2 separate regions of the Homo sapiens genome follow, and region 2 is linked to region 1. The links are chromatin loops, found by intact Hi-C in ENCODE. Cell type or tissue: Calu3. All regions are shown on one strand. Links, peaks and the distances in the headings refer to the core of each region. The heading gives the core; the rest is flanking DNA. Region 1 overlaps EXOG (exo/endonuclease G). Region 2 overlaps SCN11A (sodium voltage-gated channel alpha subunit 11).

Region 1 (12,360 bases), core at 196-8,195:
GGACCTTTGGCCTACTATGCTAGGTAGACAAGCAGGCACACAGGAAGCAAATAATAAGCTAGTGATTTTGTGGGCAGACCTTTTTCTTTTTTCTTTTCTTTTTTTGAGACAGGGTCTCCCTCTGTGGCCCAGGCTGGCGTCCAGTGGCATGACCATGTCCCATCGCAGCCTTGACCTGCCAGGCTCAAGCAATCCTCCCATTTCAGCCTCCCGAGTAGCTGGGACTACAGGTGTGCACCACCACGCCCAGCTAATTTTTGTATTTTTTTGTAAAGATAGGGTTTCATTATGTTGCCCAGGCTGGTCTCAAACTCCTGGGCTCAAGCGATCCACCCACCTCGATTTCCCAAAGTGCTGAGATTATAGGCCTGAGCCACCATGCCTGGCTGCAGATCCTTCATAGGTTTCTTAATCTTAAGAACAAAAAGCTCACCTGGAAAGCAAGAACACATCAATTTGGCAGTATCTGGTCACTAAAAGAACTGTATCTCTGGAGGCAAGCATGGGCTCTAATAAACCCCACAAAGTATTGCCGTCTAATTCCCAAATATTCCTGACTGTCTCTTTCCACAGAGCTAAGGAGGGTTCAATTCAAAGAACATTAAAGTCCCTTTGGCTTGCATAGCAGACGAGAAACCAGACTCTTCTTGCCAAGCATGCCTCAGGCCCACAAATACCCATGGAAATAGGTATATATTTCTGAGTAAAAAGCCACCATCCATGTCAGAAAAGATTTGAATCTACCTCAGCTGTCTTTCTTCTCTTAGATCTGTCTGCCTCATACTTTGTGGATGACTACTTTGGAAAAGTGAAACTCAGGTAAGACACTAAGCTCTCTAAGCCTCAATTTTCTCACAGGTAAAATGGGGATAGTGTATTTACCTCAGAGAGTCATTGTGAGACAACACATGTAAAGCACTGAGCCTAGTATATAGAACACATTTAATGAGCAGAAACTAGTTGCTGAGTGCTTCTACGTAGACAGAAGTAGAGAAACGAGCAGATTCATGAGAGGAGAAAAAAGAAACAAATATATAGTGCATGTGGACAGGAACTACACAGAGGATTTCTAAAAGCTGCCTCCAAGACCAATTCAGGTCCTAGAGGGAAAAATGTACAACATTGAGTTCTGAGAAGGCTGGGCAGATACATCACAGACAATGCATGGTTTGGAGGCATGAAACTAAACAAATGCCTTCCCAATACTCTACATCCACAGGGATACAAATGCAGTGTCATCTGTGGGCAGTCTTCCTGTTAACTTGACACAAGATCAGCCCTCCATCTGCAGGTGTCAAAGCTCCCTTAATAATTAGTTCCTGAGTCAAATATAATACTGACAAAAACATTGTAGATCTTTCATCTTTTGGGGGAATTTTTAGTCATAAATTTAGGATTCCACTGTTTCTTTAAAGCAAAGCCACTAGTAGCTGAGGGTGATGGTGTGTGCCTGTAGTCCCAGCTGCTCAGGGGGCAGAGGCAGGAGGATTGCTTAAGCCCAGAAGTTTGAGGCTATAGTGAGCTATGATTCCACCACTGCACTCCAGCCTGGATGACACGGCGAGACCACATCTCTTAAAGAGAAAAACTTTTTAAAAAGCAAAAAGCAAAGCCACTAAAATATGTTAGCCTAAAGAGGGCATGCCTGCTTCATTACAGACGGTATGACACATCTTGAGATAAAAACTAGGATGGCTTTCTTATCTGGGTTCCTGACTGCTCCTTAGCTTTGAGTTCTTCTAGCTTCTTCTCATAGCGACTCATAAAGTAATCATCTGGTTCAATCTCTGCATTCTTCAAGTTTTCCATGATCTTTTCCAGTCTGAGCACTGATCGGGCTCCTTCAATCTTTCTTGTACTCAAGTACAAGGTGAACTCCTGGAAATCCAGGAGCTTACAGGTGTCCACAGAGCAGATATTCCGGATATCACTAGTTCTATCCAAATGAGGAAAAAACACCAGTCCTGACAACTTCTCTAGGTCCTGGAGGCTCACTTGGAATTCAGTTAACTGGGGCTGGAAGCCGATGGCTTCATTGGGTACCACAAAGGCCCCTAGCGCCAGTGGTTCGGTAGATACTGAGCTTCTGCGGGCCAGGATTACCTTATAAAGGTGTGAGGGGACTGCCACGTTGTCCTCGCCAATCACCTAAAAACAAAGCAGCCATATTAGTGATGCCAATTTGTGCTAACAGTTCGCAAATTTTTTCTGAAAAATACTTATTTAATGCATTGCTGAAATGTACTTATAAGCCATCCCACTCTGTTCTAATGAATTTAAATTCAACTGCCAAAAATAATAAACTGACTCAGAGATTCACATACAAGAAGAGTATTTAACAGGTCAATTCTGATCACATTCTTTAAAATAATATAACCCCAGGTGAGGCACGGTGGCTCATACCTGTAATCCCAGCACTTTGGGACGCCAAGGCGGGCAGATCACTTGAGGTCAGGAGTTCAAGACCAGCCTGGCCAACATGGTGAAACCCCATCTCTACTAAAAAAAAATACAAAAATTAGCTGGGTGTGGTGGCAGGCGCCTGTAATCCCAGCTACTTGGGAGGCTGAAGCAGAAGAATTGCTTGAACCCAGGAGGCAGAGGGTGCAGTGAGCCGAGATTGCACCACTGCACTCCAGCCTGGCCGACAGAGCAAGACTCCACCTCAAAAAATAAAAATAAAATAATGCCAACCCAAAGATCAGGGGTCACAGTCTCTGTTCTGTTTGTAGGACAAAGGACAAAGGAATGCCATGAGTGAGTCCTGGTTTTTTAATAGACAAGAAAAGCTGTCATTTTCTCTTCATCTCATAATCAGAACTTCTGGTGCTCCAAACATTCAAAGGTCAAAACTGCAGGCTTGGGTACTCCCAGCTCTAGAAATAAAAACATGGCCTTAGTTTATGAAATTCACTAGGGAACTAAACAGATAGCCCTTAGAGAAGCAGCCAGGTGTCAAGTCAACATTACCATCTCCAGGATCACTTCAATTAGGGCTAATTTTTAAAATTAAATTACATAAATGTAAATGCTGTTTGCTCTGAGTTTTGCACATCCTTGGGCTTGTGATCAAAGAACTTCTAAATATGTTGTCATATCAAACATTTTGGAAAGGTATCCACACAATGAAGAAGCCAGAGCCAGGGTCAGGCCTAGAAAACATAAATTAGTTGTGTGGTTTGGCTGAAATTAATGAAATAACATTATTACTAAACCTTTTCAAATTTCCTTCCAATTGGCATCTGGGCCAGGTGTGGTGGCTCATGCCTGTAATCCCAGCACTTTGGGAGGCCAAGGCAGGCAGATCTCCTGAGGTTGGGAGTTTGAGACCAGCCTGACCAACATGGAGAAACCCCATCTCTACTAAAAATACAAAATTAGCTGGGCGTGGTGGCGCATGCCTGTAATCCCTGCTACTCGGGAGGCTGAGGCAAAAGAATCACTTGAACCCGGGAGGTGGAGGTTGCAGTTAGCCGAGATTGTGACACTACACTCCAGCCTGGGCAACAAGAGCGAAACTCCATCTCAAAACAAAACAAAACAAAACAAAAAGGCTTTTTTGAAAAAGAAAATACTCAACATCTATTTACTTAATGGTCCCCAATAACTGACATAATCCAACTAAAACATGCTCATTGGTATTACTGCCCCTCCCGGGCCCTTCCCTGGTAAGAGTCAGTTTTCTTTCCTGATCAGACAGCTCTGCCTGCAGCAAGATTCCTTCTTGTGAGCCCAAATAAGACAGAGACACGACAGCTACAAAGGAGGTTTCTTTTCTGCTTTTTTCAAGCTCCTACCTACATGGCACACAGCCTGGGAACTCCATGGCCATCTGCTGTCTGTCACACATGAAGGTCCCACTGCCAAGACCAATTGCAGAGCTTCAGGGAAGACCCGTGCACGGGAATGATTTCCATAACCAACTGTCTTCGAAGTTACTGAAAGTGGTTGGTCGGGGTGTGGTGTAAAGTCTATGAAACTATGTACTACAAACATAAAATCCCCATTTCACCCCAAAAATTCATTTATGCAGCTGGGAAGATAAACATACTCTTCAAAGCCAAAAATATACTGAGGGAGAACCCTATGGAAGTCCACAATTAACTCACAAATAACCAAAAGATGTTAATTCAACAATGCAACTCAGAGGTCCTGTGCCTGGCATTGCTGGAAATACAGAAAAGAATATGCTTTAAAGTATATGCAGCTGGTGCCTCCACTCAAGAAACTTACCACCTAGAGTGGGAACCAAGACCTTCAGCTTTCACTACAGGTAGAATGTGGTTAGGTACCAATACAAAGCCCAAATAACAGCACGAAGGGGATTCAGGGGAAGCTGGGGACCAGAACTGAGGGCACAGATGCAGCTGAGCCATAGTTTGCAAAGAGGGAGAAGGTGAAAGGGGCTTCAAGTATTCCAGGTGCTAGCTAGGAATCCAGCAGTTAAACAAAGTCTTTGCGCCACCTTGTGGACATTCCCCATCACTGCAGTACAGTTCAAGAACATTCACTTGATTTTCTCTCCTCATGGACTCCTTGTCTACAAACAAACGGCAATTTTCAAATATAATTAACATGCCCATTGCTGCCATGCAGAGCTAATCAGGCTCGTAAAATTCCAGCCAAAAGTAAAGACGTTGGACATTTTCAGTTCTACAGCTTTACTTTATGCAAATGTACCATTTCTATAGGTGTTTAAAAACTCTTACAATTGCTAAAGGACCTCGATTCTACTTTTGAGAAACCTCATGGAAACAGAAATTCCTATTAGGAATCACAGGTGTGATCCTTCTACCCATGACCTTCTCACACTATTTCAAGGGGGTAAAATACTATCCCTAGAACTAAGGAGAAAAATAAAAACTTAGCCACTCACTAATCTCTTTTCTGATTCAGTCTGCTTTGTTCTTAGGAAGCAAACATCTTTAATCTGTCTAATATAGGGACAGGTCCTAGTTGGGTATTCAGAAAAACACACCGTTTCTTCCTTGAATTTAAGACAATTTTTTAAAACAACATCAATCGTAAAATATTTTAGAGCTGTCTCTTTAAAGACAACTCAATCTACATAATAAATTTTTCCTACTTTTGGAAAAATTGGGAGACTTCCAGAAATGTTTCTAAACACTACTAGAGGTTTGGTGGACTGGAAGCCCAGAGACCTGGTCAAACCTGGCTTTGCCACTAAGCTGCAAGTCGCGTCCACCCATTTCTTGTTTCTTCATTTACAAAATACGTAACAGCCATCCCCGTGGGTGGATTGCTATTTTGTATTTTATAAATGCCTCTCTCATAGAATTGTTATGAAGATACAATGACATGTTAGTTAAAAATTTTTCAAAATCTACAAGATCTATGTAAAAAGCTATTTTGTAGTGGACATCATTCAAAAGATACAACGGCATTTGGTACAAAAGATGGTTTTACAGAGGGATGGGGGCGGGGGAAACGTATAATCAAGCAAGATTAGACTAGTTACAGGTCAGCAATGGGGTTTCAGGAGGAGAAAGCAACTTGGGCACAAATGATGTCTGTAACAAAGGACTCAAAGGCTTAACATAAACCAAGTCTAGTTAATCAGTGAGTCAGCAAACAACCCTTTTCATGTAAGATTTAGGTATAAAAATATTTTGCAAAGGAAACCCTTGCTGCTATTAAATTCCCAAGAAGCACTGAACTCTACTCAAGACTGTAGCAAAAATTGGAAGTCAACTGGGAGTTAACTAGAAAATACAATACATAAGCTGGCACTCATTCGCAACCTGAAGCTAGTTTTCTTATATACTGGCCTGAGCTTGTTTCCTTCCATCCAAGAGACAGAAATGACAATTTGCCACCACCACCTGTGCCACCCAGACCCAGAAGAGACCCAAAACAAACAATACCCATATTAAGCCTGCCATTTGTAAGGTCATACATACTGTAAATGTGCCTCCAATAAAATATTAAGCAGCATCAAGAGGAAAAAATATGTACCTGCTAGAATTAGATAGATATATTTGGTTACATTCCCCTGGTAAGACAAAAAAAGAAACTCCAAAAATAAAACTAGAGGGACAGATCAAGAGACCACGCCCTTAAAAAGTCATGCCGATCAAGTGAAAGAAAGAAACCATGGGAGTTTGATAAACAGGAAATCCGAACCTGAGGGGGGGAAGGAACATGAAAAGTGAGGGAGTCACAAAGTGTGGTAAAGTCAACAAGAATGTGGTCGCCCCCTGTGTTATCTATAGAGCCTCAGCAGATGCTTTTGTGGCAGCACAAACCCTGGAAGACGGTACTTCTCACACTGGGGTACCTGTTCCAGGCCAAAGGGTAGCAGCCTACTAAGTCACAGTAAAACAAGCACCCTCTTTCTAGGCTGTCAATGGTACTTGAAAATTTAGGGTGAGGGTAGGGAGACAACCAGTAAAATAATTTAACTTTCATTAAAACAAATAGATATGGAAATGAACAAAAGCTTTCCCTAAATATAAAGCAAGAGACTTAAAAAAAAATATTACTCCCATATCACTTCAAATGATGTCTCAAGACTCCTGAGGGCATTTTCAATTTCCTCCCCTTTAGGGTTAGTATAATGGAAGTTTGCAAAGTGCTGTTATAAAAGAACACAGATTGTTAAATATTTCTAACATTACCACCATCACTGAGTTCTAAAATCTGAAGCTCACTTTCTTGTCAGACCATTTATAATGTCCAAACCAGAATCTTCAGGTATGTTTCACTTGTCTGGAATCAACCTCTTCTTGAAACAGGAACATCAGAGAAAGCACAGGGATGACCTCAGCTATATAATAAAGGGGGTGATTCTGATTAGAACTGTCAGATGACTCACTTCTGATAAAATCACTGCTACGAATCTTCCCTTAGGCTCATATTCACTCAAGTTCTATGATGATGTGATCCTTTCCTACATATTCTAACAGACATTTCTGCCTGGCTATAAGGAATCCTCCTCTTGGCCCATTTTCTGTTATTTTTGCATGCTAGCAAGTATCACTTGTAACTCCTCTCTCCATCCACACCATCTTTTATTATCTGCTAACCTTAAGCTTTTGTATATGAACAGCACAGCAATTCATTTACTATAAACTTGAGCGCTTCAAAGAGTAACACTGTGAATGACTGGCAATTGTCAGACAGACCCATGTTTGGATACCCTCTTTGACAATTATAAGCTATATGCCTGAGACTTGATCCTTAAAGCCTTGATTTTCTTGTCTATAAAAGAAAATGGTCACTACTTTTTTTGTAAGGGTGTAGTGAAGATTGAATGAGATGCATATATAAAGCTACTTACATACTGCCTGGTATACCTGGCCCTCAAGAAATGCCAGTTCATTTGCTTTACTTCCCCCAAAGTAAAAACACATATATGCTTCATTGCCTGGACAGAAAACTAAATAAACCCTTTTATTGGGTACAACTTCCTAAAATAAGGTTCAGAGTATAGTTGTAAGCAAGCAGTAAATATTAAATGGCTAGATCTGAGAAAACAAAACACTTTCCAAGCACTCTGAATTGCCGTACGTAATTGCAAGACATTGCCTTGAAAGTGGGAATTCATGATTCAAATTATTCGTTGCTTGAGAGAAACAGACCAGTCTCCAGCACTGGGCAATGCTGTGTCCCCTTTCCCAGAATAATTAAAGGACATCATTTTATCTATATTTGTTTTATAATTAATTGCCTACTTTTCAAAGGCCCTGCTTGCTAGAAAATTATCTTGAAGTTCTTGCCTAAACTTTTTAGCTGGTCATTTGAAGTTTCTGCCACCAGGCCCCAAACTTTCCTTTTATTTTTGTCTCCTTCCCTACATGAACGCTCTAACTTAACTGTTTTCTCAGCATATATCCTATCGCTTCTCATCTCTTCACCTTGCCTAGGTAGACCTCCCACATCTCTATTTCTTAACCAAATTCTCCCAAGTTTATAGATACATGTGTGTGTGCATATATATAAAAATTTGGGCCCAATTAAATTCTTGGCAAGAATTTCAAGATAATTTTTCAAATTTATTTTACTAACAAACTATATTTTGCTTTCATCTAACAGATACACCAAAGATTTTTAGGTTTAAAATTCTACCTGAAATAAAGTTTGACTTGAAATATAATGCCAAAACTAATAAAAGCAGTATTATTATGGAGATATTTGTTAGTGAAAAACATAAATATATAAAAGTAGATGTCAGTTTGATATGCTTCTGAGAAAACTGAAAAACCATATGCTCCTCCAGAAATATGGATTCGTGAAGTCAATATTCAACTTTACATATACATACACAATGTACAAACACAGTGAACTGCTTTCCTAATGACCAGTGTCTGTCAATCCCTGTTTTGAAATACAAGAACACAGAAAGCAGAGGAGAAAGGCCTTCTCAACAGTGAGCCACTAAAGGCAATGGAATCCATATACTACGAGCTTTGGGGCTCTCTCCATCCACTACAAAAGGCTAAAAATAAATGTGGTGAACACACCTGACAAACCAAACAGCAGAGCAAGCACTCAAGAATCAATCTGAATTGCTGTCCAGATCTTGGTTTCTAAACATCAATCCCCACTAAAAGGATCCAGTGCTCCTTGGAGAAATGGCCGATGGCCAAGATGAACATGGAACATAGCCTTATACCAGAAAGTAGGAAATGCTAAAAAATGATGAGGATGCATCAAAAGGACACAGGAGACACTGGAAGGAGCTCCCACTGGCTAAATCTGGGGCAATTTGAGCATCAAAATGAACAATCACAGTAAACATTAAAACTCTTTGAATAAAAATAAATCTGTGAGTCTACATTGATAACAAGGAAAAGCTCTAACAGTGGAATGTCAACTAATAAATTAAGGAGTAAGAATTAGAAAGTCATCATTTAGCAACTAACATAGTAATAACTAATTCAGGCAGGAAATATCAATGGATGCTAAAACTATTGAGTGAAAGTTCGAAGACGAAAAAGATGCTTACATCGCCTCAAAGTATTTCCACAGATTACTTATAAATTCCAAAGGGGGAAATGGTGAAAAAACCTGGTAGACACCACCTTAACCAAGTAAAGTTAAAATCATCAATAATCAGACAAACTGATATTATGCACCTCCTGATGCAATGCACTGAGAAGGACACAAGATCACTGCTCCTACATTCTGCCAAAAACATAATGAATCATGAGCAAACAACAGACAAACCCAAAGGAGGGACATACTGTAAAACAACTGGCCCGTACTATTCAAAAATATCAAAGTCATTCAAGACAAAAGGCTGAGTCAGAAGCTAGTTCAGATTAAAGGAGACTACAGAGACATGACAACTAAATGCAATGCTCAATCCTGGTTGGATACTGAATCAGAAAAAAAAAACAGTATAAAGGATAGTATTGGGTAATTTGTAAAATTTCAATATGGACTAAATATTAGGTAGTATTTCTATATGTTTTTTCACGAATTTGATAATTATTCTGTGGTTACATGACAGAATGCTTAGGAGGAAAGGAACAAGATATCTGCAACTAACTCAAATGGTTCAGAAAACAAAAACAGGTGTATGCCTATCTATATGGGGGAGCATAAATGTGGCAAAATGTTAACAACCAGTAAATCTAGGTGAAAGATACAGGGAAGTTCTTTTTATTGTTCTTATAACCTTTCTATAAATTTGAAATTATTTCCAAATAAAACATTAAGAAATATTAACCTGCTAAAAGCAAAGACAAAAACAAATTAACCTGCTTTGCAAAACACTAATAAATATAGATTAAAGTAGGGTTTCCAGTTAAAAAAGGCAAATTGAACACGGGTTTTTGGTCCTCTCCTCTGCAAATTAAAAGGAAAATACATATATATATATATGGATATCCATATATATATTCCACATAAATATATGGAATGGCAGTAAAAAGGTATAAAAGTGCTGAAAAATGACAGAGTACTGCATTACTGGACTAAGAACTACCGTGAACTTCTGGAAGATGAAAGATGGATGTGATGACATTGTTAAGATAAAATATACAGGAAAAAGCCAAAGCTGATATTAATATTTTTACCACCCCTTAAGTAGTACTCTAGCAAATAAAGGGTATCAAAATCAAAGTGTGTGACTGAAAAAAATTCATCTGCAGAATTATCCTACAACTCACAAAAGTAGCAGGCCTTTGTTTTGCCTTCATATGAGGCTAGAAAAATACTCTCTAAAAGAATGGGTCTCTTTTTCTACAGCCCATGCCCTTCCTAGAGCTAGACACGAACTTGCCTGCCAACCAAGTGCCTGCAGGGTTGGAGAAATGGCTCTGCGCCACAGCCTCCATCCTGGGCAAACCCAAGGATGGGAGCATGGGCCAGGGAGCACAGAACAAGGGCAGCATGTGAACATGATGGGTGTAGCGGGCCTGACCATGGTGCTGAGTAGGTCCACTGAGCCCTGGGCGCAGCTGTTCATCTCCTCCACCAGCATGATGGACACCACTGAGGAGAACCGCAGCCACAGCACCCACTTCTTCGAGTTCCTCACCGAGGAGCTGGCCCTGGGCCAGGACCAGATAATTTTCCACTTTTCCCCCCTGGAGCCCTGGCAGACTGGCAAGAAGGGGATGGTCATAACTTTTTAGTGACTGGCCTCGAGGGATCCAGGGCATCTGTGAGCTGGCTGCCCCTTCCAGAGAGTCCTCCTGGCAGAGCACCTGGTGTTACCAGCTTTGGGTAATTCCTCATGAGACATTCCCGTGACCTCATAATCCTCTTCTTCTCCATCCTCAAGTCAAATAAAGGGATCATCCTCATTAAAATAAAATAAAATGGTGGTATACATAAAACTACTCTAGAGAACTTGTCATACATAAAGATTCCTGAGCGCATCTTCAGAGTTTTAGGACATTTTCAGACATGCAAGGACTCGGAAAGGTTATCATCCATTGACTCTTCCAGAAAAAATTTGAGGATATACTCTACCAAAGCAAAAAAAAGTTATCTATAAAAAAGGGTAGCCAGGTGCAGTGACTCATGCCTGTAATCCCAGCACTTTGGGAGGCTAAGGCAGGCGGATCACTTGCAGTCAGGAGTTCAAGACCAGCCTGGCCAACATGGTGAAACCCTGTCTCTACTAAAAATATAAAAAATTAGCCAAATGTGGTGGCAGGTGCCTGTAATACCAGCTATTCAGGAGGCTGAGGCAGAAGAATTGCTTGAACCTGGGAGGTGGAGGCTGCGGTGAGCCAAGATCGCACCACTGCACTCCAGCCTGGGGGACACCGTAAAACTCCGTCTCAAAAAAAAAAGCAGGGGGAGGGGGGGGAGGGTGGAAAAGAGGGATTTAAGATAATATTTAAGGGGAAAGAGGAATTTAAGGACCCAAGCTAGGAGTATAATAAGGAGAAACAGAAGGACAGATATATAGATGACTTAAAACTAAAAAAGCTTACTGGGATTGCAAACAGTCAGTTCTCAACTCATCATTCCCTCCTTTAAATGATTTCTTCACTTAGCTTCTGGAACATCACTCTCCCCTAGATTTCTCCTACCTTAAAGGCTGCTCCTCTGACTCTTTCGCTGGATCTTCTTCTTCCTGACCGCTAATGTCCAAGTGCTCCAGGGTTCAGAATTCAATTGATTGTTCTCTCCTGTCTATATTCACTTATATAATCTCATCATAGCTTTCAACATCATCAGTGTGCTGACCACTTCCAAGCACATCTTAAATCATACCACTTCTCACCATTTCTACCACCACCATCCTATTCAAGTTATTATTTCTCATGTAGACAATTCCATTAGTCTCTTAACTGGCCTTCCAGGTTCCACACTTTCTTCTGTTCTTCACAAGAAGCCAGTGTGTGCTTTAAAAATGTAAACCAGATTATGCTACTAACCTGATCAAAACACTGTTTAAGTGTCCCATCTCACTTAATACAATCCACATTTCCTGCCATTGCCTCCCTCTATAATTTACCTTCTTCTCCTCCTCATGCTTACGCTGCTCTAGTCACACTGAGCAGAGCACTGCTCCTTGAATGTGCCAACCTCAGTTTCACCCGTGTCTTGCACTCGCTCTAGCCGAAAAACTGTTCATATGGCTTGCTCCCTCACTTCACTTAGGCTTCTGCCCTATCTCACTTCCCCTTGTCTTTCTTTCCCACCCTAATACAATCCTCTACCGTGCTTTATATTTCTACGAGGCATTTTACTTACTAGGTATCTCCTCCACTATAATGCATGCTCCATGAGGGTACTCTTTTCTGCCTTGTTTAATGCTGTATCAGAAGCACCCAGAACAGCACCAGGTACCTAGTAAAAGCTTAGTTAAGTCTCTGTTGAATAAAAGGAAGGAAAGAAGAAAGGGAATGAAGGAGAAAGGGAAGGAGGGAGGAA
Region 2 (17,619 bases), core at 5,157-13,156, 480 kb before region 1:
CACTCTTAATATGACGGAGAATCCTAAAGAGCTTTATATATATATGTATATATATAGACACACACATATATATATGCACTTTTTATTTTTGCATGAGCAGGATCAGACGACCAAAGAGCTTTTGATTATATGGGTCATATCCACTACATTTATCATATTTGAAATTAAAACTTACCAATAATAAAATCTATGTATTAATACATGAAAATACTAAATGTATTTTATGTTAACATTTTTCATGAAATGTAACTATGTTTTCTAAAACAAAACAAATATAATAAGAATGATATTATTTTACATATTTTCAAATCTCTTTAATGTTTGGCTTCTTGGAAGACAGCTGACTTCTCATATCTGCTTTTTCATTCAATCTGTTGTAATATCACATGCCATGTAGCCTCTGGAAAACTTTTTTGTATACTTATGAGAGAAGGAGATTGAAAAAGAAAAATAATATCTAGTATTATTACATAAATAGCTTTGACCTTGCAAATTATCTAATAAGGTTTCAGGGACCCCTAGGGCCACTGGACCTGACTTTGGGAATTACTGGTCCAAATATATATACATACTTTTTTTTTTGTTTTTTGAGATGGAGTCTTGCTCTGTTGCCCAGGCTGGAATGCAATGGTACAATCTTGGCTCACTGCAACTCTGCCTCCTGGGTTCAAATTATTCTCCTGTCTCAGCCTCCTGAGTAGCTGGGACTACAGGCACGTGCCACTACACCCACCCTTGTATTTTAGTAGAGATGGGGTTTCACCATGTTGGCCAGGCAGGTCTCAAAGTTCTGACCTCAGGTGATCCACCCACCTCGGCCTCTCAAAGTGCTGGGATTACAGGCATGAGCCACTGCGCCCAGCTCCAAATATATTTAGATGCATTGGATGTTCTAATAATTTAATCTTTTAAAAAGGACTTCCTTCTGGATCTTTCTGACTGCTCCATTTGAAATGGTTTCCCTCTATATCTGGTGCTCAGCAGTTATCCGGGTGTCTCCTTTCACCAAAATCCAGAGGATTCTCTTGATTTCTCTTCTATGCTATATACTCTTCCCATATCCTAAGGCTTCCTCTTTCTTGTTCTGGTGGAATATATCCTGCAGTAGCTTTCTGTGAAATGATGCCTGGGGACACATTTTTTCAGACCTTGCATGTCTGAAAATGACTTTATTCTCCTCTCATACTTGATTGAGAGTTTGGCTGAATTAATATAATAATTTGGAAATGATTTTCCATTATTATTTTGAATGAATTACTCCATTATCTTTTAGACCCCAATGTTGCTATTGAGAAGTCAAAAGCCATTGTGATTACTGATCCTGTTACTCTACATTCAGAGAACTTTTAGTATTAAAATAAAAACTTTTTGCCTCTATTCAAAACACTTCTGACACCAAATGTGTAGATTTCCCACACCGAGCAATTCTCCACTTCTCTCTGGACACCAACTGGGTGTCCTACAATTTAATTCACTTCTGACACTAACTGTCCAGAGTTAATGCAGACCCCGTAGATTAAGGGCTCAGTCCCATAAGACTGCCCCCAATTTCAGATGCCAGTTGCAAGTATTGGGTGTTTAGGGCCATCCACACTTCTCTCCAACTTTGCTACATATCTGGGGTTTCCATGACCTTCTCCTCAGGTTTGATAATTTGCTACAATGTCTTTCAGAACTCAGGAAAACACTTTACCTACACTTACTTGTTTATTATAAAGAATACAAACTAATGGCCAGATGAAGAGGTACATAGGGCAAGGTCTGAAATGGTCCTGCGTGCAGGAGCTCCTTTCCCGATGGATTTGGGATGTGTCTCCTGGCACAATGATGTATTCCCCAACCTGGAAACTTTTTTAAGTGTTATTTAGGGTTTTTATGGAGTTTCCTTTATGTAGGCATAACTGATAAATTATTGCCATTGGTGAATAGCTCAATCTCCAGCCCCTTTCCCCTCCTAAAATGCCTCAGTCTTTCTGGCAACCAGACCCTATCCTGAGGCTATCCAGGGAACCCAGCCACCAGTCATTTTATTAACATGAAAGAAGACTCTCCTATCACTCTGGAGATTCCAAGGGTCATAGAGGCTCTTATGTCAGGAACCGGGGACTAAGACCCAATGTTATAACAAAAGGTGCTCCTATCACTCAGGAAATTACAAGGGTTTTAGGAGCTTTGTGCCAGGAACAGGGGATGAAGATAAAATGGACATTTCTTTAAAAAATTGTTTAAAATTTTTTTAGAGTGCTTTGAGTTGCTCTTTTATGTATATTTCTTATTATATCACAAGTATTTTCTCTTTCTTCCCAGCATTCTAAAATCTCCCAGTGATATGTCTTGGTATGAGTCCAGTGTACTGGGCATTTCCTAGGTCTTTTTAATCTGGAAATTCATGTTTTTCCATTCTGGGAAAATTTCTTGAATTTTTCCTTTGATAATAGTTTCACTTAAATTCTTCTTTTTCTCTCTCTCTATGAAACTACTATTCAGATCCTCTCTCCACCACCACTTTTTTTCTATGTCTTGTTTATTTTTGTTCTACTTTTGTACAATTTTCTCAATTTTATTTTTCAATTCTTCTATTGAATTAAAAATTTTTTCTTTTAGTGACATTAAAGTCCTCTGAATGCTCCTGTTTGTTTATTTAGGTTTGGTTTGGTTTTGGTTTTTCTGAGACAGGGTCTCACTCTGTCACCCAGGATGGAGTGCAGTGGTACAATCATGGCTTGCTGTAAACTTGAACCCCTGGGCTCAAGCAATCCTCCCACCTTGGCCTCCTAAAGTCCTAGGGATTACAGGCAAGAACCACTGTGCTCAAGTAGTTTCATGGCTGCAACATTTTCTCTAAGTACCCTGAAGACTTCGATAATATGTTTTCTTCTTCTTCTTTTTTTTTTCCTTCTTTCAGAATCTGTTTCCTCAAGATTGCTTTTATCTATTGGTTGGTTTGTCTCCATCTTTCATAAAAAAGCTCCCAGATGTCTGTTGATTCTTGATTGGTTATATAATGGTGGGGCATGCAAACCCTGATTGAGCATCAGATGTGGGCTTTATCATAGAATGATCTGGCTGGGCTATTTTCAAGGAATCCTTTATGTTGGTATCATTGGGACTTCTTGGGCTGGTCAGATTCTCAAGAGAAGGTTCTTTCATTCCCAGATATTGATTAGTTGTTTAGGTTGTCACTTGAAGCACTGAAAGATCAAATATGTTGATAAACACAATACACAATGCAAAACTAAGCAAAGGCCATGTGTGGACTTCATAGTGAATATCAGAATGTAAAGGATAAAGGGAAAAATCCTAAAATCTTTTAGAGACAAAACATGTATTACATAATAAGGAATGATAATCAGATTGTCATAAGCCTTCTTATCAAAAACATTGAACAAAAAAGACAATAGAGCAGAATTTTCAAAGTACTGAGAGAAAATTACTTTATATTTAGAAACATATACCAAGCTAAACTGTCATTCAACATTGAAGATGAAAGATAACTATTTTCTTAAAAATAATGATTTAGAAATCTCAGTACTCTGGACTTTCTCTGAAGGAATTATTAAAGTATGTACTCAGGTAAGAAAAACAAAACAAAACAAAAAAAACAAAAAACAAATCCGAGAGGTAGTGGGAGGCAGGAAGCAGAATGAGGGGAAAAAATTAGTAAAGCTCATTGTTATGTTTAAATACTGATTGAGGGTTTTGTTCAAAGCCTCAGAGTGAGCACATGCCAAATGCTTTTTCCTTTGCTCCAAATATGTAAAAATGGATAAGACAATATTTTAAAATAAAAAAATATGGATAGTTGATCTAGAAGTTAATGGAAAGTTTATGTGAAGCAAAAAGACAGCCCACATGGCAAACAAGGGCTGAAGTCACATGGTCCTTGGGGAACCAGGACTGTAAATGGGCACTTTGAGCCAAAACTTAATGCCTTTGCAGGAATGGGAGCCACAAACACTTTCACACGTGGTAGGAGACTAGAATGGGGCTCATTATGCGAAGCCAGAGGTAGGAAAGGAAAGAGGTTGGTCCCTGAGATAGCTTTGTTACCCCTCTCAGGGGTTGTAGTCACTTGCCAATGTCTGGGGAGATCCTAGTACAGAATGGCAGATTTTGCTCAGAGCCCTGTATTGAGGGAAGAGAGAGACCCTCTCATATTGTTTTATACTGTTTTATACTCAGTACCTGTTTTAGAAGAAACAACAAGGAAGTAAAGCCAAAGACAGGCAGCCCGGCGCCAGGCCTGAAACCAGGCCTGGGCCTGCCTGGCCTAAATCCAGTAGTTAAAAATCAACTCATAACTTAAAAACCGATGTTATTCATAGATTCCAGACATTGTATAGAAGAACATTGTGAAACTCCCTGCCCTGTTCTGTTTCTCTCTGACCACCAGTGCATGCAGCCCCTGTCACGTACCCCTTGCTTGCTCAAATCAAACACGACCCTTTCATGTGAAATCCTTAGAGTTGTGAGCCCTTAAAAGGGACAGGAATTGCTCACTCAGGGAGCTCGGATTTTAAGGCAGTAGCTTGCTGATGCTCCCAGCTGAATAAAGCCCTTCCTTCTACAATTCGGTGTCTCAGAGGTTTTGTCTGCAGCTTGTCCTGCTACAGTATCACATGAGACTGAAGCAGAAGATATAGAATTATATGTATGAAGAGTGGAAAGAAAAAAATCGTCAACCTGGAATTCTACATATAATTAAAGTGTGAGGGCAAAATAAAGATATTTTCATATTCTGTACAATGAAAATTACAAAACACTGCACAAAGAAATCAGAGAAGACACAAACAAATGGGAAAAAAAACATTACCTGCTCATGGATAAGAAGAGTCAATATCATTAAAATGGCCATACTGCCCAAAGCAATTTACAGATTCAATGCTATTCCTATCAAACTACCAATTACATTCTTCACAGAACTAGAAAAAAACTATTTTAAAATTCATATGGAATAAAAAAAGAGCCCAAATACTCAAGACAATCCTAAGTAAAAGGAAGAAAGCTGGAGGTGTCACATTACCCAACTTCAAACTATACTACAGGGCTACAGTAACCAAAATAGCATGGTACCAGTACAAAAACAGGCACACAGACCAGCGGAACAGAATAGAGAGCCCAGAAATAAGGCCGCACACCTACAACAATCTGTTTTTTGACAAAGCTGACAAAAGTAAGGATTGAGAGAAAGACTCCCTATTCAATAAATGATGCTGGGATAACTGGCTGGCCATATGCAGAAGACTGAAGCTGGATCCCTTCCTTACACCATATACAAAAATCAACTCAAGATGGATTAAAGACTTAAATGTAAAACCCAAAACTATAAAAACCCTGGCAGACAACCTAGGCAATACCATCCTGGACATAGGAATAGGGAAAGATTTCATGACAAAGACACCAAAAGCAATTGCAACAAAAGCAAAATTTGACAGGTGGGATCTAATTAAGCTTAAGAGCTTCATCACAGCAAGACAAACCATCAACAGAGTAAACAACCTACAGAATAGCAGAAAATATTGGCAAACTATGCATCTGACAAAGGTCTAATATCCAGCATCTATAAGGAACTTAAACAAATTTACAAGAAAAAAAAACCCATTAAAAAGTGGGCAAAGGACATGAACAGACACTTTTCAAAAGAAGACATATGTGCGGCCAACAAGCATATGAAGAAAAGTTTAATATCACAGATCATTAAAGAAATGTAAATAGAAACCACAATGAGATACCATCTCACACCAGTCAGAATGGCTATTACTAAAAAGTAAAAAAAGAACAGATGCTGGTGAGGTTGTGGAGAAAAGGGAACACATACACTGTTGGTGGAAGTGTAAATTAGTTCAACCATTGTGGAAATCCATATGGTGATTCCTCAAAGAGCTAAAAGTAGAACTACCATTCAACCCAGCAATCTCATTAGTGCGTACAGACCCAGAGGAATATAAATCATTCTACCATAAAGACACATACATGCAGATGTTCATTGCAGCACTGTTCACAATAGCAAAGATATGGAATCAACCCAAATGCCCATCAATGACAGATTGGATAAAGAAAATCTGGTACATATACATCATGGAATACTATGCAGTCCTAAAAAGGAATGAGATCATGTCTTTTGCAGAAATGTGGATGGAGCTGGAGGGCATTATACCTAGTAAACTAATGCAGAAACAGAAAACCAAATACTGCATGTTCTCACCTGTAAGTGGAAGCTAAATGATGAGAACTTATGAACACAAAGAAGAAAAACAATAGACACGGGGGTCTACTTGAGGATGGAGGGTGGGAAGTGGGAGAAGAGAAGAAATGATAGCTATTCGGTACTGGACTTCATACCTGGGTGATTGAATAATCTGTACAACAAATTCCCATGACATGGGTTTATCTATATAACAAACCTTCACAGGTACCTCTGAATCTAAAATAAAAGTTAAAAAAGAAGTATTTTCTACAAAGACTAAATAAGTTTACTCCCTACTAGTTGGGTAGGCAAAGCACTGTAATAAACAACTTTTAATTTTCTAAATTAAGTTCCTAAAAAAGAACAAGAACATGATCTTGTTGGCTGATTTAGACTGAACTTAGCTGCAGCAGTTCAGCTTGACTCCATGGGTCTCCTATCCTTCTCCTGGCCAAGCAGGCTAACGCAAGTATGTTTCTCTTTGGCAGAGGCAGAGGTTCAAGAAAGCAAACAAAATTACAGAAGAGCATTTAAGGTTTGCAACCAACATACTATGACTTCTACTTTGTTCCACTGGCCAAAGCAAGTCACAAAGCCAAATGCAAAATCAAGGAGTGCTAGAAACTGCAAAGCCACATGGCAAAGGGTATGGATACAGAGAAGGGTGAAGAATTGTACTACATCTGTCTCCTCACATCTTACATACCCTTGATGTCAGTTGGAGCCTCCATGGTTTGTGTGATCTGGGTAAAATGGTTTTGAACCTTCAGTTACAAAACTTGTAGAAATACAAATCCCTTCTTAGAAGCCAGCAAATTCCTGGACTGTGTATGTTTTCCTGTTCCTTTTTGCCTTTGGCCTTTTGCTTGTATAAATCATTCAAGATGGTGAAACTCAGCTCTTTTTACTTCACAAACATAGTCCATTTGCACAAAGCTCATGTAAGGAGAATTTATTAAAGCACTGGTTGTGGGTCATATTATAGACAAAATAAATCACAATATTTGTTTCTCATTTGGACTTGTTTGAACTTTTCAGGTTAGGAATCACTGGCCAAATTTCAAAAGTTATTATAAACTACAGTAATCAAACAGTTTGGTACTGGCATAAAGATAGATGTATAGCTGAATGGAATAGAATTGAGAGTCCACAAATAAACTCATACATCTATGGTCAATTGATTTCTGACAAGTGTGCCAAGACTATTCAATGGGGAAATAATAATAGTTTTTTTTTGTTTTTTTTTTGAGACGGAGTCTCACTCTGTCGCCCAGGCTGAAGTGCAGTGGCGTCATCTAGGCTCACTGCAAGCTCTGCCTCCCGGGTTCACGCCATTCTCCTGCCTCAGCCTCCTGAGTAGCTGGGACTACAGGCGCCCGCCACCACGCCCAGCTAATTTTTTGTATTTTTTTTAGTAGAGACGGGGTTTCACCGTGTTAGCCAGGATGGTCTCGACCTCCTGACCTCGTGATCCGCCCACCTTGGCCTCCCAAAGTGCTGGGATTACAGGCGTGAGCCACTGCGCCCGGCCAATAATAGTGTTTTGTTTGTTTGTTTGTTTGTTTGTTTGTTTTAAACAAATGCTGCTGGTAACAACTAGATAGCTACATAGAAAAGAATAAAGTTGGGCCCCTACTTCACGCCATACACAAAAATTAATTCAAAATGGATGAAAGACGTAAAAGTAAGAAGTAAAACTATAAAACTCTTAGAAGAAAACATAGATGTAGAAGTAGAAACAATCCAAATGTCCATCAACTGATGAATGGATAAACAAAATGTGTTATATACATCCAATAGAATATTATTTGGCCATAAAAAGGAATGACATACTGATACATGCTACAACATGCATAAACCTTGGAAAAGAAACATTTTGCTGAGTGAAAGAAGCCAAAAGACCACATATTATATAATCGTATTTATTTGCCCAGAGTAGGCAGATTCATAGAGACAGAAAGTAGTTTAGTGATTGCCAAGGGCTGGGGACTGGAGAGAATGGAGATCAGCTTTGTAACGGATATGGAGTTTTTTTTGAGGGGTGATGAAAATGTTCTGGAATTATAAAGTGGTGATGGTTGCACAATATTGTGAATATATCAAAAGCCACTGAATTGTACACTTTCAGATGGTTAAAATGGTGAATTTTACCTCACTAAAAAAATGAGTTTAGGAGGTTAATGTAACCTTGGTGAAACCAAGAACCATTTGGCATAATCGTGGATTTTGTTTTTGTTTTTGTTTTTTGAGACAGAGTCTTGCTCTGTCACTCAGGCTGGAGTGCAGTAGCATGATCATGGCTCACTGCAACCTCTGCCTCCCAGGTTCAAGCAATTCTCATGCCTCAGCCACCTGAGTAGCTGGGATTGTAGGCGCACACCACCATGCCCAGCTATTTTTTGTATTTTCAGTAGAGACAAGGTTTCGCCATGTTACTCAGGCTGGTCTCAAACTCCTGGCCTCAAGTGATCCACCCGCCTTGGCCTCCCAAAGTGCTGAAATTACAGGAGTGAGCCACTGCACCCAGCCAATCACGGTATTTAAAAAAATTAATTTAATAAATGTTCAGTGATTATCTTCAACGTGCTAGGTAGTGAATGAAATACATGCTAATAAGATCAAACCGTAACAGTTGCACCCCAAAATCTTGAGTTTAGAGGAAGAAAGGACTATTAAATAATTAAGTTGCATGTGGTAAATGTAACAGAACTGAGTAAAACTTGATCTAAAAGCACAGAAGAAAGTAAGAACAAGTTTGGGGAGGGGGGAGTTGAGAACGCCCTTCTAGAGGGTATATTTGAATTTGATTTTTAAGAACAGTTTGCTGATTGAGTGGAAGAGAAGCTGGAGAGTAGGTCAACAATGTAAAGAACATGTGCAAAGTCAGGAGATGAAAGAACAAGCCTTATTCCAAGAGTGAATCATCATGCATACCTTGAGGACTTGTAAAACCAAGCTCTACCCAGTCCACACCAACCCAGACACAAATCAAAGACTTCCGAACAGACTCCCAACAGGGGGAAAGGATTTTAAGTCTTGTCAGCTCTTACAAAGCTAAGCTAAGCCATCCAAGTCACAGACTACATGCAATGTATTGCCCCCTAGAGTTGGTTATGATGTTAACAAACATCAAATTGGAAATGAAGTTTAAAGTCACTAGATGGCAGTAGCTACAAAGCAGATATTTGTGTTACTTTATCTTTTCAGTATTCTAGCTTCAGGTGTTGACCACATTTTAGGGCTCAAACCTACAGGAGCTGAGAGCCAAGCCTGAGGGGGTATTGGTCAGTTCCTCAGCCAGCATGCATAGGTTACAGCTGATCACCTTTCCAGGTGCTATATCCATCATCACACTTCTTCCAATTAGTACTTTCACCAAGAACCTGCAATGCTAATTCCTGTTTTTGAGTGCAGGGGAACCTCATTTTCAGAGTATTTACTATTGGAGTACCTATAATTATAAGTTGGGAAGCAAAGGTCATCCCAACACGAAATGTTCACTAACAGAACCTTATAAAGCTAGTCTCCACTCACACCTCCCTCTGGCTTAACACTGGCATCTACTCCCACCCACTATTATTGTCAGGTGTTTTTACTGTGATTATTATGCTGACAAATTGCAAGGTGAAACTGCCAATCTCACAAACATGAAGGATTTCACTAAGATAATGAAAGCAATGGAGGAGGACTGATGGAATAATTATTAGAATGCCTCCAAGAAATGAGGGTCTGGCAGAGTTTGATTACAATTGAAGAAGAGAAAATTAACAAAGATGATGACATAATAGAGTCTTCAAAAGGGGATAATTAGAAATTCAAAGGGTTAGGAGAGGTCCTGGAGAAAAGTGAAGTCCTTGATTATTTTGCAAAATTTACCTTCTTTAAAATCTTGATATGAAGGTCAAATGAGAAATGATGGATGCCATATTTTGCCACCTTACAATTTTGTTTTTTAGAAAAAAAGCACACCAAAATGAGTCTTGATTCAACTTCCTGTCCTAAGAATTCGTCTATAGTTGCAATGATAATCAAAAGTGGTTACATGTAAAAGAAAACAAATGTAGTATTATAATTTTTAGTTCTTTTAAAGCTAAAGCTTCAATCCACACTCTCCCTTACCTCCATTATTTGCTGTAAAATGTTGCTTCCCATTTAAGTGGATTCATGTTAAGTAGACTTTTCCCAGGAATAATTATCCTTAAATAGGCTTTTTTAAAATTATTATTATTATACTTTAAGTTTTAGGGTACATGTGCACAACGTGCAGGTTAGTTACATATGTATACATGTGCCATGCTGGTGTGCTGCACCCATTAACTCGTCATTTAACATTAGGTATATCTCCTAATGCTATCCCTCCCCCCTCCCCCCACCCCACAACAGGCCCCGGTGTGTGATGTTTCCCTTCCTGTGTCCATGTGTTCTCATTGTTCAATTCCCACCTATGAGTGAGAACATGTGGTGTTTGGTTTTTTGTCCTTGTGATAGTTTGCTGAGAATGATGGTTTCCAGCTTCATCCATGTCCCTACAAAGGACATGAACTCATCAGTTTTTATGGCTGCATAGTATTCCATGGTGTATATGTGCCACATTTTCTTAATCCAGTCTATCATTGTTGGACATTTGGGTTGGTTCCAAGTCTTTGCTATTGTGAATAGTGTCGCAATAAACATATGTGTGCATGTGTCTTTATAGCAGTATGATTTATAATCCTTTGGGTATATACCCAGTAATGGATGACTGGGTCAAATGGTATTTCTAGTTGTAGATCCCTGAGGAATCACCACACTGACTTCCACAATGGTTGAACTAGTAACTCCTTAATTCTACCTTATAAGAGCTTACAAAGCCCACTAGACATAAAAGCATCATAGAAGTGCTGCTATGTGTTTGGTTAGTGGAGATTGCAAACCCGATTCCAGACTCACTCATCCAGCTTCTTCCTCCAAGAGGAATGACATTTTCCTATGATGGCTACATCTGCTTGCTTCAAACTTAAATCACAGAAATGCTGGGATGGCTCATAAAAGCTGCCCTCTGGACTTCGTGAGAAATTCAGCTGCAGAGATAACTGTTTGTTCTTCCTTCCCTTAACGTAGTAGTCATATTTCTGAAAAACAGTACATGTAAATATTTATAAAGTGAGTCTCATTCTAATCAGTTTTGGGAGAAGTTCCATGTTTAAAAAGCAAGACTTCTTTTTTATGGGAGGGAGTTGTTAAAGCAAAGAATCCCTCTGTTTTTGGAAGGGGATTATGAAAATCCTTTTCTTCTCATCCTTAAGTTATAGATATTTAATACATTTATTTTTAAAATCGGATTCTCTCCTATCAGTATGCACCTTCATTGTCCCAAGTGAGGATATCTTGAATTAAAAGTATTAATCCATAAACATGTACCTTAACAGGCATTGGTTGGTATTCATGATAAATACTTACAGGTATTATGTGATACTGCAGACGGTGGGGAAAGCCCCATTGTCTAAGGCCTATGCTCCTTTCTGAATCTTTGGAGATGGAAAATTAGAGATGAACATGGAGATTCCACATTCATTTATCTCCATTATTCAAGCACTAACTTAGCCATTCAACAAACATTTACTAAGTGTCTCATTTGTGTTCTATCCACTGTTCTAGGCACATGAGATTGTCAGTGAACAAAACAGATACAGATCCTTGCCCTTGTGTAGCTAACATTCTAGTGGGGGCAGAGGAATACGTATCAAACCTAATAAGTTGTATATGATGTTAAAAGAGAGTAAGTACTATGGAAACGAAAAATAAAAATAAAGCATAGCATGAGGACTGGGATTTCTTTGTGGATTATAATTTAAATAGGGTGACTGGTATAGATGTATGGAGAAAGTGACAGTTGAGCAGAGACTTAAAGGAGATGAGGGAGCTAGGCATTTTCACATCTGGGGACGAGTACTCCAGCAAAGGGGGATGGCCAGGGCCAGAACCCTAAGAGGAGAGCATCCTGGTTTGTCCCAGGAACATCAGGAAGACTGATGTGGTTGAAGTGGAGTAAGTGTAAGTAAGAGAGACCAAAAGCAAGGTCAGAGATTTAATGGGAGTGAAGCAGATAGAACAGGGCTTTGGAGGTCATTGAGGTCACTGTGAAGACTTTGAGAGAAACGGAGAACCATGGGAAGGTTCTGAGCAGAGCAGTGACATGACATGACTTTATTAAAAGATCACTGGACTGCTACGTTGAGAATAGATTAGAGGGGGCAAGGGTGGAAGCAGGGGGATTAGTTAGGAGGCCACTTGTGGTAACTGAGCGGGGAACTGATGGTCATGTAAACCCAGGAGGAGGCAAAGAAAGTAGTAAGATGTGATTGGCGGTGAAGGAAGAATTAACATTTATCCTGTACAGTGGCATGATCAAGTGGCTGCTCACTGCAGCCTTGAACTCCTGGGTTCAAGTGATCCTCCCGTCTCAGCCTCTTGGTAGCCAGGACTACAGGCATGCACCACCATGTCCAGTTGACTCTCCTTCTTGATGGGAGAAACCGCAAATTTACACAACTATAGGGCATGGAAGAATTTGTTGCCATCTTCGCAATATACCGCAGGAGGGAAGACAGTGATTATGGATGCAGATGCTAATAGGTGGGTCAATGCAGTTGTAGTATTATGGGAACATTATCTTCTCAGCACTTTGATCTTCTCAAAAGTAGGGTCTCAAGTTCAAAGTCCACACAAGGCTGATGTTGATTTATTCATTTACAATAAAAGACAACACTGCCAAGATAACTGGGGCCTTATGGCAGCTTCCTAGAGTCTTTAGAAAAATGCTTCCTGGAAGCCACCTAATCACGAAGTCTGGGATTCCTGCAAATGAGGCTAATTGGATAAATGATGGTTGATGTTATGAATCTTGACAGCAAGATACACTCATCCTTGAAAAGGACATTCTTTTCAAGCAGATTGAAATACCTATCTGCTAGGCACTCCCTGCCCTGGATAATGCTACATGGGTGCTTCTGGGCTCTGTCTTTTGACTGTATTTTCTCTGTGAACCAGTGCCTATGTCCATCCACCCTTTCTGTACATTTATATGTGTCTAAGAGTAGGCTTCTATGACAAAATATCACAGGTGGGATGACTGAAAAAAAAATTTATTTCTTATAGTTCTGGAGGCTGGGAAGTCCAAGATCAAGTTGCCATACAATTAAATTCCTGGTGAGGGCCCTCTTCCTATCTTGTAGATGGTCACCTTCTCACTGTGTTCTCACATAGTAGACAGAAAGAGAGAGAGCGCGCGCTCATGCTCTGGTGTCTCTTCATCTTTTGCAAGGGTACCAGCTCTATCAGATTAGAGTCACATTCTTATGACCTTATTCACAGTCCTTATCTCTATATACATCCTTATCTGTACATTGTGGGATTATGGCTTTGTATTGGTCAGGGTTCTTCAGAGAAACAAAATATAGATAGATAGATAGATAGATAGATAGACAGATAGATAGATAGATAGACAATTTATTGTGAGAAATTGGCTCACATTATTATGGAGGCTGAGAAGTTCCACATTCAGCCATCTGCAGGCTGGAGAACCAGGAAAAACTGTGGTGTAATTCTAGTCCAAACCCAAAGGCCTGAGTACCAGGGGAGCCAGTGCTGTAAATTCTAGTCCAAGAGCAGGAGAATATTGAGGTCCCAGCTCAAACAGGCAGGTGGGAAGGAAAAGAGAGGAATTTCTCCTTCCTCTTCCTTTCTGTTCTATTCAGACCCCCAGCAGATTAAATGATGCTCCCTGCCTCCCAACATGGAGGAAGGTGGTCCACTGAGTCCACAATTCAAACACTAATTTCATCCAGGAAACTCCATTCACATTTCTTCTTAAACTTCTTAAATTGGCCGGGTGCCATGGCTCACGCCTGTAATTCCAGCACTTTGGGAGGCCGAGGCAGGTGGATCACAAGGTCAGGGGATGGAGACCATCCTGGCTACCATGGTGAAACCCTGTCTCTACTAAAAATACAAAAAATTAGCTGGGCATGGTGGTGGGTGCCTGTAGTCCCAGGTACTCGGGAGGCTGAGGCAGGAGAATGGCGTGAACCCGGGAGGAGTGAGCCGAGATCGCGCCACTGCACTCCAGCCTGGGCAACAGAGGGAGACTCCAACTCAAAAAAAAAAAAAAAGTTCTTAAATTAAAGCTTCCCTTATATGCTGATATGGGCTTATTTGGGGCCCAGAAGTCACACTAAGTCTTTTCTACCCTTTCCTGTCAAGCTTGTTAGCTTCCCAGGAAGTGTGTCTGTATCTTTGAGGGTGGAGGGTGGGTGAATGTAGATGCGAGGAGGTAGGGAGGTAGAATGAGAGGCAGGGGTGTTTCCCTTGACGGCTTTGTGGGGCTTCTGTGGGTCTTCAGAGACTGGCCTCACATTTCTGGCAGCCTCTCAGCTGCAGACAAATAGCTCCTCTGCTGGCCATGTGAGTCTCTCCCCCAGAGCCCTGTGAGTGTAGGTCCCTCCAGCTTCCATCTGTCTCCAGGTGGATCTTGTGGGCCAAGTCTATTTAAATTGTCTCTCCCCTTTGCCTCCCACTTCGTCCATAGAAACACTCCCCATGCTTTGGCTTGACAAACCCCTCCATGATCCACAGACACTGCAGACTCCAAGGGACTTAGGCCAACTTCCTCAGGAGTGCTCCTTGATGTCCTCTCACTAGGTTTGATGTAGGGGCTTGTAAACCTACATGCTTATCTCTGATGGATATGAGGGCAGAAGTAGGGAGGAATCATAATATACCAACAGTTCTCTCCAAAGAGATCCTCTTTCTCTTTTCCAGCTTGTGGCCTCTTAAACGTCAACAACAAATGGGAAAGTGGCCAAGAGTCTTGGAAACAGTTTTATATAAGTACCCTAGAAATGTCCTAAACATGTTCTGAACATTTCCTATGCTAGTCCAGCATTTCACCTTAAATGTGACGCTCAGTATCCTGGGTGCTCATTTTACCATCCTGTTACAGGTTCCTATACAGGGATCCAGGAGCTTAGCTGGTCCATCGTTCTGCCATGACAATATATAGGAATACTTTATAATTAGCATTAAGAAAAATAAGAATAATTGCAATCAAAGTATATCACTGAGTTAGTTTTTAGTCTTATCTTGTGTCTAGTTTGATTCTTTTCTTTCAGACCCTGAAACAAGGACTTGGATGCACAGAATTTATTTGGGGAGCGATCCCAGGAAGACCAGTTGAGGACAGAGGAGAATGAGGCAGGGAAAGGAGAAAAGTCCATGTAGAGTATGCTAATGAATGGTTACTGCGTGGACAGCTAGGGCTGCACCGCACTGGGACCCTCTAAGAGACTGCATGGAAGATGCTGCAAAATCTTCCCACTAGAGGAAGGCAAGGCTGCTTCCCATGTAATTTGTGGAGAACTTGCCCCCAGTGGTGTTAATTGCAGCCCCCTACTCCAAGTTCCCTGCATGCAGGAGGCAGAAAAGAAGAGAGACACTAGGCACTTGAGGGGTTGGAAGACATCTCCAGTGCTGTGGAACTTAGGTGGGCTGGGATAGGTGGGATATTGGACAGGGCATAAACAGCAGCTGATACCGTTGCACACAGGCCAGGAGAAAAGTGATGAAAAAAGACTGCTTGGGTGTTTCTTTCTTTGAATGTGTAGATTTTCCTATCTCAGACCTCTGTTTCTTCTGCATTTGCAGTGCCTCCCTGTAGTTTTATGAAATTTCAGTGACCAGAAGTTCCTCTTGGCCTGATGTTACGATCAACACATGATTTGTTTCTTATAGTAAAACCAATTTCCGTCCTGTTTAGTATGAAAGTATGTGATTGGAAACTAGAAGTTTTAGAGGAGGAGAAGGGAGCCAAGGCTAGCATAACTCTGAGACATCTGCTATACGACATAACCTGGCCGAGGAGAGTGAGACCCAGCTTTGGCTCAGTGCCTCTCAGTGGCATTTGAGATTGGCTTCTGTTAGGGCTCTTTTTTTTCTGATCCCGGTAGCCTTCATCCTGGATTCTCCAATGAATAAAACTCCCAGAGGCGCTCCAGTGTCTGGCGTATGTTGTCCCTTACAAGGCCCTTCAAAAAGGACACTGTTGTTCTCCCATGGCCACCCCAGAGGAGTCCAGGTGGATTCTCAAGCACTTGGGAGTCACAGTCATCTCAAACAATCACGGTCACAGGTAATCTGAGGCAGAGGAATGCCTCGAGAGAACCACATATTCTTTTCCTCTTATTGCAACCCATTAGGGACCAGTTCTCTGGGGCTGAGTGGGCAGAGTGCAGCATTGGCCATTGCTCCTGAGAATCGGGGATGTCTGTACCTGACCTAGGACTGAGCTGGCAAGTGTGTGTGGTAAGGTAGGAGAGTGGCGTAGGAAGCTCTCAGCCTGGCCCACAGCTGAAGGCTAGGCAGTGAACAAAAGCAAAATGGAAGAGGGAAAGGTAGCCAGTAAAACTCTACCTGCCCTTGATGTATCAGGAAAAAGCACTTGATTAGATGCAGGTCCCAGCTGGGAGATATGATGCTTGGCAAGTTACTTGACCTATCTGTGCATTGGTTTCCTAATCTGTAATATGGTGACCATGCCACCTTCCGGGGGTTGCTGAAAGTATTTGGTGAGACTAAAGGTATGAAAGAGGTTTAGCATGACACACAGGCTGTAAGGGTATTTTCTTTTACTATTTGAAATGAATCAAGTAAAAGCTATAAGGGATTCTTCCTTTTGTTGATACATGAGTCATTCATATAATATGCATGAGCAAGAGAGATGTAATGGGAAGTTGACTGTCAAGGCGGGGAAGGCAGATCCACCAGAGGATGCAGTTTGTTTGTAAAGACAGATAACAGAAATCAGCAGTTATATTTAGTAAAACCATAAGCCAAGGGGAGAGCAGCATGTTGTCTATCAATATTCCGAGGCATAAAAGCACAGACCATTCTTGAGGAGGATTGAGTGTTGAGCTGCACAGATGATGTGGCCATAGCCAATCCTGGATAGACTGAAATCCAGGTCTTTACTCTGTAACTTAATCATGACATCAGTTCATCAGGCCTTCAATGAAAAGCTTCACTGTTAGAATATAGGTGGAATGCAAAGGATGTATTGGACTTCGTTTCTGCACTCAAGAATCTTTGGGAAAGCAGAAGTGTGAAACAACTGGGAGTTATTTGCAATCTAAAGAACAGACTGGCCAGGCATGGTGGCTCATGCCTGTAATCCCAGCACTTTGGGAGGCCGAGATGGGCAGATCACCTGAGGTCAGGAGTTCGAGACCAGCCTGGCCAACATGGTAAAACCCCGTCTCTACTAAAAGTACAAAAATTAGCTGGGCATGGTGGTGCACGCCTGTAATCCCAGCTACTCAGGCAACTGAGGCATGAGAATCACTTGAACCTGGGAGGCAGAGGTTATAGTGAGCCAAGATCACACCACTGCACTCCAGCCT

The links. Peaks named below come from ENCODE experiments on the same cell type or tissue, not always from the same donor. Only the 100,000 strongest peaks of a DNase experiment are listed, where the experiment ranks them.
Region 2: it touches region 1 in a loop (3-fold over the local background); 30 of 110 quality-filtered maps call a loop at or near these places.

The regions. Positions count from the first base shown.
Region 1 is chr3:38,513,689-38,526,048 of GRCh38, reverse strand. EXOG (exo/endonuclease G) reads right to left here. Exons shown (of 6, transcript NM_005107.4): 6 at 1-2,148. The coding sequence ends at 1,687. It also overlaps the pseudogene DDTP1. Among named protein-coding and RNA genes, the nearest start is that of EXOG, 24 kb to the right of the region's middle. In Calu3, for the core only: CTCF peaks have their summits at 4,249 and 4,449 (motif pointing left); a DNase peak (open chromatin) is centred at 4,468.
Region 2 is chr3:38,991,852-39,009,470 of GRCh38, reverse strand. All of the region lies in intron 2 of SCN11A (sodium voltage-gated channel alpha subunit 11), which reads left to right. Among named protein-coding and RNA genes, the nearest start is that of SCN11A, 51 kb to the left of the region's middle. In Calu3, for the core only: a CTCF peak has its summit at 9,334; no DNase peak of the experiment used is centred there.